4 separate regions of the Homo sapiens genome follow, and all the other regions are linked to region 3. The links are chromatin contacts, found by Hi-C or POLR2A ChIA-PET in ENCODE. All regions are on one chromosome and are shown on one strand. Each heading gives the region's core, a stretch centred on a gene start or an enhancer-like site at or near the end of the contact. The rest is flanking DNA. Distances are from core to core; before and after follow the strand shown.

Evidence for each region. Hi-C counts contacts between places; a loop is a spot of excess contacts on that map. ChIA-PET counts read pairs that join two places held with the same protein, here RNA polymerase II (POLR2A). Pooled maps may share reads with other maps.
Region 1: a pooled map shows a loop between it and region 3 (2.6-fold over the local background). The contact joins the enhancer-like site here to the promoter of KLF1 in region 3. A Hi-C loop is called at or near these places in 45 of 168 maps with a recorded cell type or tissue (A673, B cell, CD14-positive monocyte and 29 more), 37 of 37 single-sample maps with no recorded cell type and 37 of 50 pooled maps. POLR2A ChIA-PET finds 5 or more read pairs at or near these places in 27 of 52 experiments (B cell, CD4-positive, alpha-beta T cell, CD4-positive, alpha-beta memory T cell and 20 more).
Region 2: a loop to region 3 is called in a pooled map, with 4 times the contacts of the local background. The contact joins the promoter of NFIX here to the promoter of KLF1 in region 3. A Hi-C loop is called at or near these places in 4 of 50 pooled maps.
Region 4: a loop to region 3 is called in a pooled map, with 4 times the contacts of the local background. The contact joins the promoter of HOOK2 here to the promoter of KLF1 in region 3. A Hi-C loop is called at or near these places in 1 of 168 maps with a recorded cell type or tissue (naive thymus-derived CD4-positive, alpha-beta T cell), 1 of 37 single-sample maps with no recorded cell type and 10 of 50 pooled maps. POLR2A ChIA-PET finds 5 or more read pairs at or near these places in 22 of 52 experiments (A673, AG04450, B cell and 17 more).

The regions. Positions count from the first base shown.
Region 1 is chr19:12,976,585-12,979,284 of GRCh38, reverse strand. No RefSeq gene overlaps it. Among named protein-coding and RNA genes, the nearest start is that of DAND5, 8.4 kb to the right of the region's middle. Within about 2 kb of position 1,309, at least 3 of the 41 ENCODE cell types and tissues checked have a DNase peak (open chromatin) inside an H3K27ac peak, as active enhancers do; they include heart right ventricle, where a contact is called at or near this core.
Region 2 is chr19:12,994,154-12,996,853 of GRCh38, reverse strand. NFIX (nuclear factor I X) reads right to left here and starts at 1,379. Exons shown (of 11, transcript NM_001365902.3): 1 at 990-1,379. The coding sequence starts at 1,016. RefSeq lists an enhancer at 510-1,098 and a silencer at 1,273-1,432.
Region 3 is chr19:12,885,903-12,888,602 of GRCh38, reverse strand. KLF1 (KLF transcription factor 1) reads left to right here and starts at 1,402. Exons shown (of 3, transcript NM_006563.5): 1 at 1,402-1,549; 2 at 2,461-2,700. The coding sequence starts at 1,463. RefSeq lists enhancers at 760-1,098, 1,207-1,547, 2,111-2,372, a promoter at 450-1,468 and a cis regulatory region at 672-2,512.
Region 4 is chr19:12,774,102-12,776,801 of GRCh38, reverse strand. It overlaps HOOK2 (hook microtubule tethering protein 2), which reads left to right and starts at 1,250. Exons shown (of 23, transcript NM_013312.3): 1 at 1,250-1,397; 2 at 1,905-1,990; 3 at 2,061-2,133. The coding sequence starts at 1,353. RefSeq lists a silencer at 1,187-1,406, a cis regulatory region at 791-1,432 and enhancers at 969-1,647, 1,648-2,328.

The DNA of each region.
Region 1 (2,700 bases), core at 60-2,559, 91 kb before region 3:
CACTACAACCTCTGCCTCCCAGGTTCAAGCGATTCTCCCACCTCAGCCTCCCTAGTAGCTGGGATTATAGGCACACACCACCATGCCTGGCTAATTTTTGTATTTTTAGTAGAGACACTGTTACACCATGTTGGCCAGGCTGGTCTTGAACTCCTGACCTAGGTGATCTGCCCGCCTCAGCCTCCCAAAGTGCTGGGATTACAGGTCCTGCACCCAGCCAGGACACTGTTTCTGACACTCCAGGACACCGTCACCCAGTGACACTTCCCCTAGATGGTCCCAGTCATACCTATGGATACCTATAGATTCCTAGTGACACAATCATAGACGCAGACACATGAATATGACATGGACACGGACTCATACAAGGGCTCCTGGTGACATCTCCCAGTTATAGACACAACCGTGTAGGTGCACTGTCTCATGAGGACCTTATCAGACATGTGAATACAGTGAGTGGTGGCCACACACCATCCAACACACAGGTTCACATTTTTGTTGTCGTTGTTGTTGTTTTGTTACATAGATGAGGGCTTGAACGCCTGGCCTCACTTTTTTTTTTTTTTTTTTTTTTTTGAGACGGAGTCTTGCTCTTGTTGCCCAGGCTGGAGTGCAGTGGCACTATCTCAGCTCACTGCAACCTTCGCCTTCTGGGTTCAAGCAATTCTCATACCTCAGCCTCCCAAGTAGCTGGGATTACAGGCACGCGCCACCACGACAGGCTAATTTTTGTATTTTTAGTAGAGACGGGGTTTCACTATGTTGGTCAGGCTGGTCTCGAACTCCTGACTTCGTGATCCGCCCGCCCGGCCTTGGGCCTCACTTTCTTATGCGCCAGGACAACAGGCCTGAGCCACCGCGCCTCCCAGGCTCACACTTCTTAGCAATGCTGTCATATGTGGCCACTCCTGATGAATGGTGCACCCTCGCCTTCACACCTGGACACGTTTTCAGACACTCATTGTCACCCTCATGGACACACATGGCTTCAACCCTGGGTCTGACCTACTCACTGGGCAGGCACCTTGTCCCACGGTACTGTTCAGAACACTGTGGGGGTGCTCAGTCCAGTTCTCCACGTTTGAGTCAGTGGGGGCTGACAGATTTCAGGTCCCAGCAGAGACTGGGATGGAAGTGGGGGAAAGTGATGTCCAGCCCCTGGTCCTCCTGAAAGGGCTGAGTCCAACTGGGCCACAGTGGTCCCAGACTCCTCCTCCAGTCGGGCAGCTTGGACCAAATGTAGACCAAGGGTGTCCCCTGGTGGCCATAGGTGGTCTCTGCACCCATCCATGGAGGGACGACAGGCAGCCGCCCAGTTGCTGAACTTGGAGCTGTGGACAGAGAGGACACAGAGCACACAGGCCCAGAGACTGAAGTCCAGAAGCAGGAACGCAGATACAGAACTAAGAGCCGGTAATCCAGATCCCAGGACCCAGGATCAGCATCTAGAGTCCAATCATACCGGGCTGGGCACGGTGGCTCATGCCTGTAATCCCAGCACTTTGGGAGGCCAAGGCAGGCAGATCACTTGAGGTCAGGGGTTCGAGACCAGCCTGACCAACATGGCGAAACCCCGTCTCTACTAAAAATATAAAAATTAGCTGGGTGTGGTAGTGGGCACCTGTAATCCCAGCTACTCAGGAGGCTGAGGCAGGAGAATCGCTTGAACCTGGGAGGCGGAGCTTGCAGTGAGCTGAGATTGCGCCACTGCCCTCCAGCCTGGGCAACAGAGTGAGACTCCATCTCAAAAAAAAAAAAAAAAGATTCCAATCATACCAAGATCTATACTCCAGATCCACGAACTCAGCCAGGCGTGGTGGCTCACAGCTATAATCTCAGCATTTTGGGAGGCCAAGGCGTGAGGATCACTTGATGCCAGGAGTTTGGGACACGATAGGCAACATAGCAAGACTTTATCTCTACAAAAAACTTAAAAATTAGCTGGGTGTAGTGGCACATGTCTGAGGTTGCAGTGAACTATGATGGTGCCACTGAAACCATACTCCGGGATTCAGATTCCAAAAATCTAGATCCTATTGCTCAAAACTAGAATCCACCAGACCCAGAATCTAGCTCCAAGAATTTAGAATCCAAAGGCTACCTTACAAAATTGAGAGCTTTCTTTCTTTTTTTTTTTTTTTTTTGAGACAAGGTCTGGCTCTATCACCCAGGCTGGAAAGCAGTGGCACAACCTTGGCTCACTGCAACCTCTGCCTCCCAGGCTCAAGCCATTCTCCCACCTCAGCCTCCTGAGTAGCTGGGGTTCCAGGTACACACCACCATGCCCAGCTAATTTTTTTTTTTTTTTTTTTTGAGATGGAGTCTTGCTTTGTCGCCCAGCCTGGAGTGCAGTGTCGCCATCTTGGCTCACTGCAACCTCCGCCTCCTGGGTTCAAGCGATTCTCCTGTCTCAGCCTCCCAAGTAGCTGGGATTACAGGCACGCGCCACCACGCCTGGCTAATTTTTATATTTTTAGTAGAGACGGGGTTTCGCCATGTTGGCCAGGCTGGTCTTGAACACCTGATCTCAGGTCATCCACCCGCCTCAGCCTCCCAAAGTACTGAGATTACAGGCATGAGTCACCACGCCCGGCGCCCAGCTAATTTTTAATATATTTTTGTGGAGACATAGTTCTGCCATTTTGGCCAGGCTGGTTGCGAACTTGTGAGCTCAATGAATCCACCTGCCTTGGCCTCCCA
Region 2 (2,700 bases), core at 130-2,629, 110 kb before region 3:
TTGCCGCAGCCGTGCGCCGCGCAGGGAACTTCGCTGCAGGCGGGACGCGCTCTAGCAACGCGCCAAGGTCGGCGCTGTTGTGCCCGAGGCTGACCCGACGGTGTGGCCGCAGCACTGTCGGCTGTGTCCACGGCTGCCTCCCGCCCCTCCCGCCTCCAGGCGACGGGACGGGATTCCCCAGGCCTGCCGGGTCCACTCCGCAGCAGCCCGGGTCGCTGGGGCCAGAAAGTTTGCGCCGAGGAAAGTTTGGGGGTGGGGGGGCAGAGGCTGCGACGTCCGGGGTCGGAGAGGCGCGGCCACCGCTGGCAGCGCGCCCGCCCCCCTCTCCCCTCCCCTGCCCCTCCGAAATTTGGGAGCCCCGCCATTTTCTTAGCCCCGCTCCCATGTGAGGCCTAAACAAAGACTTTGGGGAGACGCCCGGGCCGCTCGGCCCACCCCAGGCACCCCGGCCGCACGCAAGGGCCGCCGCCACGCACGCCGGCCACTGCCACCCTCGGGAACCGCTGCGCCCTCCCCAGGAAGCGTCGCGGGACCCAGTGTCCCCTCTGCGCCCTCGGGACCACCCTCTTGCCACTCTGTCAACCCCGCAAACACTGCCAGCGACCACGCTGCCCGGGTGCGCGCTACAGTAGCCCACAGGTCAGCCGGAGTCCCGCTGCCCATCGCACCCCAGTCGAGCGCGCACACACACACACACACACACACACACACGTACACGCACTCCCGCCTGCGCTCCACGGGCAGCGCCACGACGCAGCTGGCCACCCCCGGAACCCCCAAAAGGAGTCCGCCCGGTGGCCAGGGTCGCACGCGCACGGTGACGCCCGCACGCGTGCCTGGGCTCCCCGCGGCACAGCCTGCACCCCTCGGCGGCCCGCGGGCTCTCGGCCCCCCCTTCCCGGCCGCCGCGCGTCCCCTCCGCCCGCGCCGCCGGCCGGCCTCCCGCGCCCGCTCCCCTCCCCCGGTCGCGCGGGGGCGGCGGCCGGTACCTGGGTGAGGCAGTACGGGGAGTACATAGCTGGGCGCCCGGGCGGGAGCGCGGCGGCCGGCCGCGGCGAGGGGAGGCCCGGCAGGCGGCGGCCGCGCTCGGGCTCGGGCTCCGGCTCGGCTCCTCCGGCCTCCGCCGCGCTGCGCCCGCCCGGCCCGCGGCCCCGCGCTCGGCCCGGCGCCGCTCCGCGCTCGCCGCTCGCAAGCTCGGCCCCGCCGGCTCCGGGGCCGCCGCTGCCGCCGCCGCCGCCGCGCTCGCCGCTGCCTCTCGCGTCCGCCGCCGCCGCCGCTGCCGCCGCGCGTCTACTCCATGCCGCCGCCGCTCGGCCGGTCACCCTCGCCCGCCGCCGCCGCCGCCGCAGCCGCCGCGCTGTGAAAGTGAAAGTTTAGACAAAGTTTGGAAGCGGCGCACTCCGGGGAGAGGGAGCGGGCGGGCGGCGCGGGCGGGAGGAGGGGCGCGGGGAGGGGCGGGCAGGGCGGGGGAGCGGCGGCCGGCGCACACACACAAGCACACACATGCACACACACACACGAACACACGCACACGCGCGCGCGGGGGCGCACACCGACGCGGCCGCCCTGACACGTGCTGGCCCGCGTTCCAGCGCAGACACACGCTGACACGCAGCGGGACTCGGACCCCGCCACACATGTCACGTCCAGAACGCCTGGCCACACGTTCCGCCTTCGAACACAAAGCACACTCGGACACCAGTGCACACAAGGCACAGACACACAACCCCTACACACGGGCACACACACACAGCAGTCTGGGAAAACACCCACGACCCACGCTCTGACATGCACCGTCCCACCATGGTATCCAGGCACACAACAAGGAACCGCGTATAGACATACACCAAAGCAGGCGTCACGTAGACACACACTGATATACACGAAGACACACCAGTGCATGACACATAGAGATGCACACTGATGCACACACACTGACGCATGTTCCTGCAGAACACAGACACATGCAAGATCACACAGCCACACGCTGACACCTTCCAGACACACAATTCCTACACGCAGACACATACACAACACACACACATCGCAGTGCCAGAACACACTGGCAGTTGTGGCAGTACACCCCGATGTACAGAATGACACTGATGATTGAGAGGCCGAGGCCAGTGGATTGCTTGAGCTCAGGAGTTCAAGACCAGCCTGGACAACATGGCAAAACCCCTCTCTACCAAAAATACAAAAATTAGCTGGGTGTGGTGGTGGATGCCTGTGGTCCCAGCTACTTAGGAGGCTGAAGTGGGGGGATCCCTTGAGCCCGGGGAGGTCAAGGGTGCAGTGAGCCATGATAGTGCCATTGCACTCCAACCTGGGTGACAGAGCAAGACCCTGTCTGAAAAAAAATAACTAAATAAATAAGATGACACTAATGAAGGGAAGATACACAATGTCACATAAACACACACCAAACACCTGGAAGTGAATGCAAAGGACCCCAATACAAAGAGATACACAGCGTCACAGATACAAAGCAACACTGGCTGTCACAACACAACACACAGACACACACACACACACACACACTGGGTTGCCCAGATGTACCCACAGGCCTTGGACACACTGACCAACTGATGCCCAGGCGGCTGACAACCCCCCTGGGAGAATCATCTAGCCATGCACACAGGGATCACACACATACACCCATGTCCCTTACGTGCCCCCCCCCCAACACACTTGTAATGT
Region 3 (2,700 bases), core at 153-2,652:
GTGCCACAATGCCCAGCTAATTTTTGTATTTTTAGCAGAGAGAGGGCTTCATCCTGTTGGCCAGTCTGGTCTCGAACTCCTGACCTCAAGTGATCTCCCCACCTTGGCTTCCCAAAGTGCTGGGGTTACAGGTGTGAACCACCGCACCTGGCCTTGTTTTTGTTTGTGTCACCCAGGTTGATCTGCCAGGAATAAAGATGGCCACCCAACTTTTTTTTTTTTCCAGCGACAGAGTCTTGCTTTCTGTGCCCCAGGCTGGACTGCAGTGGTGTGATTATAGTTCAGTGCAGTCCCGACCTCCTGGGCTCAGGCAATCCTCCCACCTCAGCCTCCTGAGTAGCTGGGACTATGGGCATGCACCACCACTCACAGCTTTTTGTTGGAGAGATAGGTTTTATGTTGCCCAGGCTGGTCTTGAAATCCTGGTGTCAAGTGATCCTCCTGCCTCAGTCTTCCAATGAGTGACTATGAGTTATGTGTCTGTAATACGTATCCATGTCCCCTTCCCAGGCTCCCAGGGCACCAGAGTGGAGGTTCCTGTTGTAGAAACTCAGATCCTCTCCTCATGTTGGGCAGAATCAAGGAGCAGCCAGGCCCAGAGCCAGGGCACTGGTCTCCTGCAGGTCAGGTACTGCCTGTGGCTTGATCCAACGGTCCTATCCCACCCAGGAGGAGAGAGGGTCACTTTTCCCTTGGCTGCCCCCATCGCACTAAAGCAGCTGGCACTGAACCAGCCTCCATGCAGTCCCATGCAGTGCCACCCAAGGGTCCCCAGTAGACAATGGTGGGCCAGTTGTCAGGGGCTTCCTCCTGCTGCAGGGCTGAGACCCTGGGAGGTCCCAACCCAGGCAAATTGAACGCCAGGCTAATTTGAAGACCCAACTCCCAGCCCTCCCCTTCACCGGAGGACAGAGCTCTAGCTGGCCTGGGCCCCCACCTGATAGCAGCCTCCAACGTCTGGGGTGTCTGATAATGCTTGGCGGGGAGCTCGTGCCAAGTCCCGCCATCAGCACGGTTGTTGCTGTTTACTGGGGAGGGGGAGGGCTGTGGAGCCTCAATCAGGGGGACAGGGGGTCCCACAGCTTCTTCCCAGAATACCCTTTCTGCCTTTTCCAGGAAAGTTAACTGAGGGAAGACCCCCAAGTCTCTCCTTCTTTGGAGACCCAATGTCTGTTTTTACCCAGCACCTGGACCCTCAAACCCTGAACCCCCCAACCCTTGATATTTGACTTGGCTTTGGACACAGGGTTAGTCTTTAACCCCAGCCCCAGACAGGCCAACGTGAAGTTTGTGCCCCAGAAACAGTGCCCCCCCGCCGCCTTGCCTTGCTTTGCCTTATCAGAGGCTGCAGCCAATCAGCTAAGGACAGAGAGGAGCCCTCGAAGGGGCTATCACAGCCTCAGAGTTCACGAGGCAGCCGAGGAAGAGGAGGCTTGAGGCCCAGGGTGGGCACCAGCCAGCCATGGCCACAGCCGAGACCGCCTTGCCCTCCATCAGCACACTGACCGCCCTGGGCCCCTTCCCGGACACACAGGATGACTTCCTCAAGGTGGGGCCTAGAAGGTGGGGTCTAGGTGGGCTGGCTGGAATCCAGGGCCACAGTCACAGATCTTGGGGTCCAGACCTGCATCTTGACCTGAAATCAAGAGACTTAACCAGGACTGAGGTACGCTCAGTCCAGGAGAGGAGATCTCAGCTTAGTCTGGCAGGGGGTGAGGAGGGTGGTCTAGGGGTTTGAGGTTCTAAGTGTGATCTATTTCGGTAATAGAAAACGAAGGTAGCCTGGGCAACATGGTGAAACCCTATCTCTACAAAAAATACCAAAAACATTAGGCCAGGCATGGGGGCGTGTGCCTGTAGTCCCAGGTACTCCGTAGGCTGATGCAGGAGGATCATTAGAGCCCAGGAGATTAAGGATACAGTGAGCTGCACCACTGCACTCCAGCCTGGGCAAAAGAGTAAGACCCTATCTCAAGAAAAAAAAAAAAAAAAAGGAACGAGATCTAGGCTCACAGACAATCTTCCAGATATCAGCGGGAAATGATGAGTGTGTCTGGGGGACATCCAAAATTTCGGAATTAATCTTGTTTTGGGAGACAGGGAAGGAGAGGGATGTTCTGGGGGAAAACTAAGTCAAGGCTGGCATCCTCTCCCCCGTCCCCTGCCAGTTTTCCATCTCCAGCAGCTCTGCTACCCCTTCCCCCATCCCCGAGTGTGGTTCCAGATAGTGGAAGTCTTATCTCCTGTCTCCAGCCAGACCTGATCGGTTTCTGTCCCTGGAGCTGGGGGGGGAGCGGGGAGAGGGGCGGTTAGAGGGGCAGTGTTGGGGAAGTGGGACAGACAGACAGGCAAACAAGACCCCTTTCCAAAGCCTCTGCGTCAGAGTGTCCAGCCCGCGATGTCCCTGGGCAGGGCACCCCAGTGTCCACCGAACCTCGAGCTGCCTGCTCCCTCCCGCAGTGGTGGCGCTCCGAAGAGGCGCAGGACATGGGCCCGGGTCCTCCTGACCCCACGGAGCCGCCCCTCCACGTGAAGTCTGAGGACCAGCCCGGGGAGGAAGAGGACGATGAGAGGGGCGCGGACGCCACCTGGGACCTGGATCTCCTCCTCACCAACTTCTCGGGCCCGGAGCCCGGTGGCGCGCCCCAGACCTGCGCTCTGGCGCCCAGCGAGGCCTCCGGGGCGCAATATCCGCCGCCG
Region 4 (2,700 bases), core at 1-2,500, 110 kb after region 3:
ATCACGGCTCACTGCAGTCTCGACCTCCTGGGCTCAAGCTATCCTCCCACCTCAGCCTCTGTAGAGCTAGGAGCTAGGACCACAGAAACACGCCAACATGTCTGGCTAATTTTTTTTTTTTTTTTTTTGAGGAGTCTTGCACTGTTGCCCCCTGGAGTGCAGTGGTACGATCTCGGCTGACTGCAACCTCCGCCTCCAGGGTTCAAGCGATTCTCCTGCCTCAGCCTCCCGAGTAGCTGAAATCAGGCGTGCGCCACCACGCCCAGCTAATTTTTAGTATTTTTAGTAGAGACGGGGTTTCACCATGTTGGCCAGGCTGGTCTCGAACACCTGACCTCGTGATCCGCCCGCCTCGGCCTCCCAAAGTGCTGGGATTACAGGCGTGAGCCACCGCTACCTGGGTAATTTTTAAATTTTTTGAAGAGAGGCTGGTCTCCAACTTCTATCCAAATTAATTCTCCCTCCTAGGCCTCCCAAAATACTGGGATTACAGTCGAGAGCCACCGCGTCCGGCGGGAAAACCCCTTTAGCATCCCCTCTCCCAGTCCATAGAAAGTGCCAGGGCTCGCCCCTCCCCGCACAACGGCTCCGATTATAAAGTGGTTAGACACAAGAATTTACTTAAGGCCGGGCGCGGTGGCTCACGCCTGTAATCCCAGCACTTTGGGAGGCCGAGGCGGGCGGATCACGAGGTCAGGAGATCGAGACCATCCTGGCTAACACGGTGAAACCCCGTCTCTACTAAAAATACAAAAAATTAGCCGGGCGAGGTGGCGGGCGCCTGTAGTCCCAGCTACTCGGGAGGCTGAGGCAGGAGAATGGCGTGAACCCCAGGGGGCGGAGCCTGCAGTGAGCCGAGATTGCGCCACTGCACTCCAGCCTGGGCGACAGCGAGACTCCGTCTCAAAAAAAAAAAAAAAAAAAAAAAGAATTTACTTAAGTTGCAGGGAAAAGACGTGAATGCGCTTGTGTAACAGGGTGGAGCACCTCCGTCTCAAAAGGATCTTGAGGACCTCCCACCCCAAAAAGGGCCAGGGCGAGGATGGGAGGTGGGACCACCCTCGGATGCACAAGGCTGGGCCAGGCTGACCCCTAGCGGCAGGGCGGGCGCCCGAACGGTGCCCGGATCCAAGATGGCGGGGCTGGAGGCAAGAGCGGGCGTAGGGAGGAGATTACGTTCCGAGGCGGAGCCTGGGCTTGGGGGCGGGGCGGGGCCTGCGCCTAGGGGGGCGGGGCGGGGCGGCGCTCTAGGCCGAGCGGGAGGTCGGGGCTGCGGGCGCTCGCTGGTGGCGGACCCGGAGGCTGCTGCGGCGCCGGGGCTCCGTGGCCTGGATTGAATCCGATCGGGAGCCATGAGCGTGGACAAAGCTGAGCTATGCGGGTCTCTGCTCACCTGGGTAGGTCGTGGGGCGGGGCTAGGGGAAGGTGAGCGCCCGCTCCTCTTGCCCGGGATCCCTGGCCCTGGTTCGGTCAGTCTCTTGGTGCTGGGGCTGGGAGGTGCGGGGTCGTCGACTTGCTGGACCGTTGGACTCTGGCCCGAGCACCCGCCCCCGTCACGTGGCAAGTCTGCGTGGAAAGGACAGGTGAGGCCCCGCCCCTCTGTGGTTGGTTCACGTGGGGCGAGGACACAGGTGAATTGGCCTGGTCACGTGGTGCCTGTGGGGCCCAGGTGACTCGCGATACCACCCTGGCCTGGACGCGCAGGGTTTGTTGGGCAGAGGTGAGGTGAGGCCACGCCCCCTCCGGTCTCAGGTGAGCAGAAGCCAGTCCCTCGCAGAGCTGCTGTGGCGGAGCAGCGCCCGCCCCACCATGTGAGGTTCGCTGACTGGAAAAGTCTGCAAAAGGGGAGCGGTTCGGCGCTCCCAGGCCCTAACTCTTTCCTTGTCCTTTCCTTTACCCCTCAGTTACAGACGTTCCACGTTCCGTCTCCCTGTGCCAGCCCTCAGGACCTGAGCAGCGGCCTTGCCGTAGCCTATGTGCTGAACCAGATGTGAGTGGAGCTGAAGGGGAGGATCCCAAAAGTGTCCCCCAGTCTGCTCATCCCACCTTCTCGCCCCCAGAGACCCCTCCTGGTTCAACGAGGCATGGCTCCAGGGCATCTCGGAAGATCCAGGTCCCAACTGGAAGCTGAAGGTGACAAGTGGACTCCTGATTAGAGGACAGACTGGTGAAGAGATGACCAGGGACGGGCCAGCTAGGCACATGTCCTGGGTGATGGGCAGGAAGAGGGACAGATGTCTGGTGATCAACCATTTGTTCATCCATTCATCTATGGAGTACTCACCCTGTGCCAGGCCTGGGCATTCAGCAAGGAATAACACAGACAAAAACCTGCCCCACACAGCCATCATTCTAGTGACAAGCAACACATACACAACCATAAAAATTAACTTCCAGGCTGGGCGCAGTGGCTCATGCCTGTAATCCCAACACTTTGAGAGGCTAAAGTGGGTGGATCACCTGGGGCCAGGAGTTCAAGACCAGCCTGGCCAACAAGTTGAAACCCCATCTCTACTAAAAATACAAAAATTAGCTGGGTGGGGTGGTGTGCACCTGTAATCCCAGTTACTTGGGAGGCTGAGACATGAGAATCACTTGAACCTGGGAGGTGGAGGATGCAGTGAGCTGAGATTGAGCCATTGCACTCCAGCCTGGGCAACAGAGCGAGACTCTTGTCTCAAGAAGAAGAAAAAAAGAAAA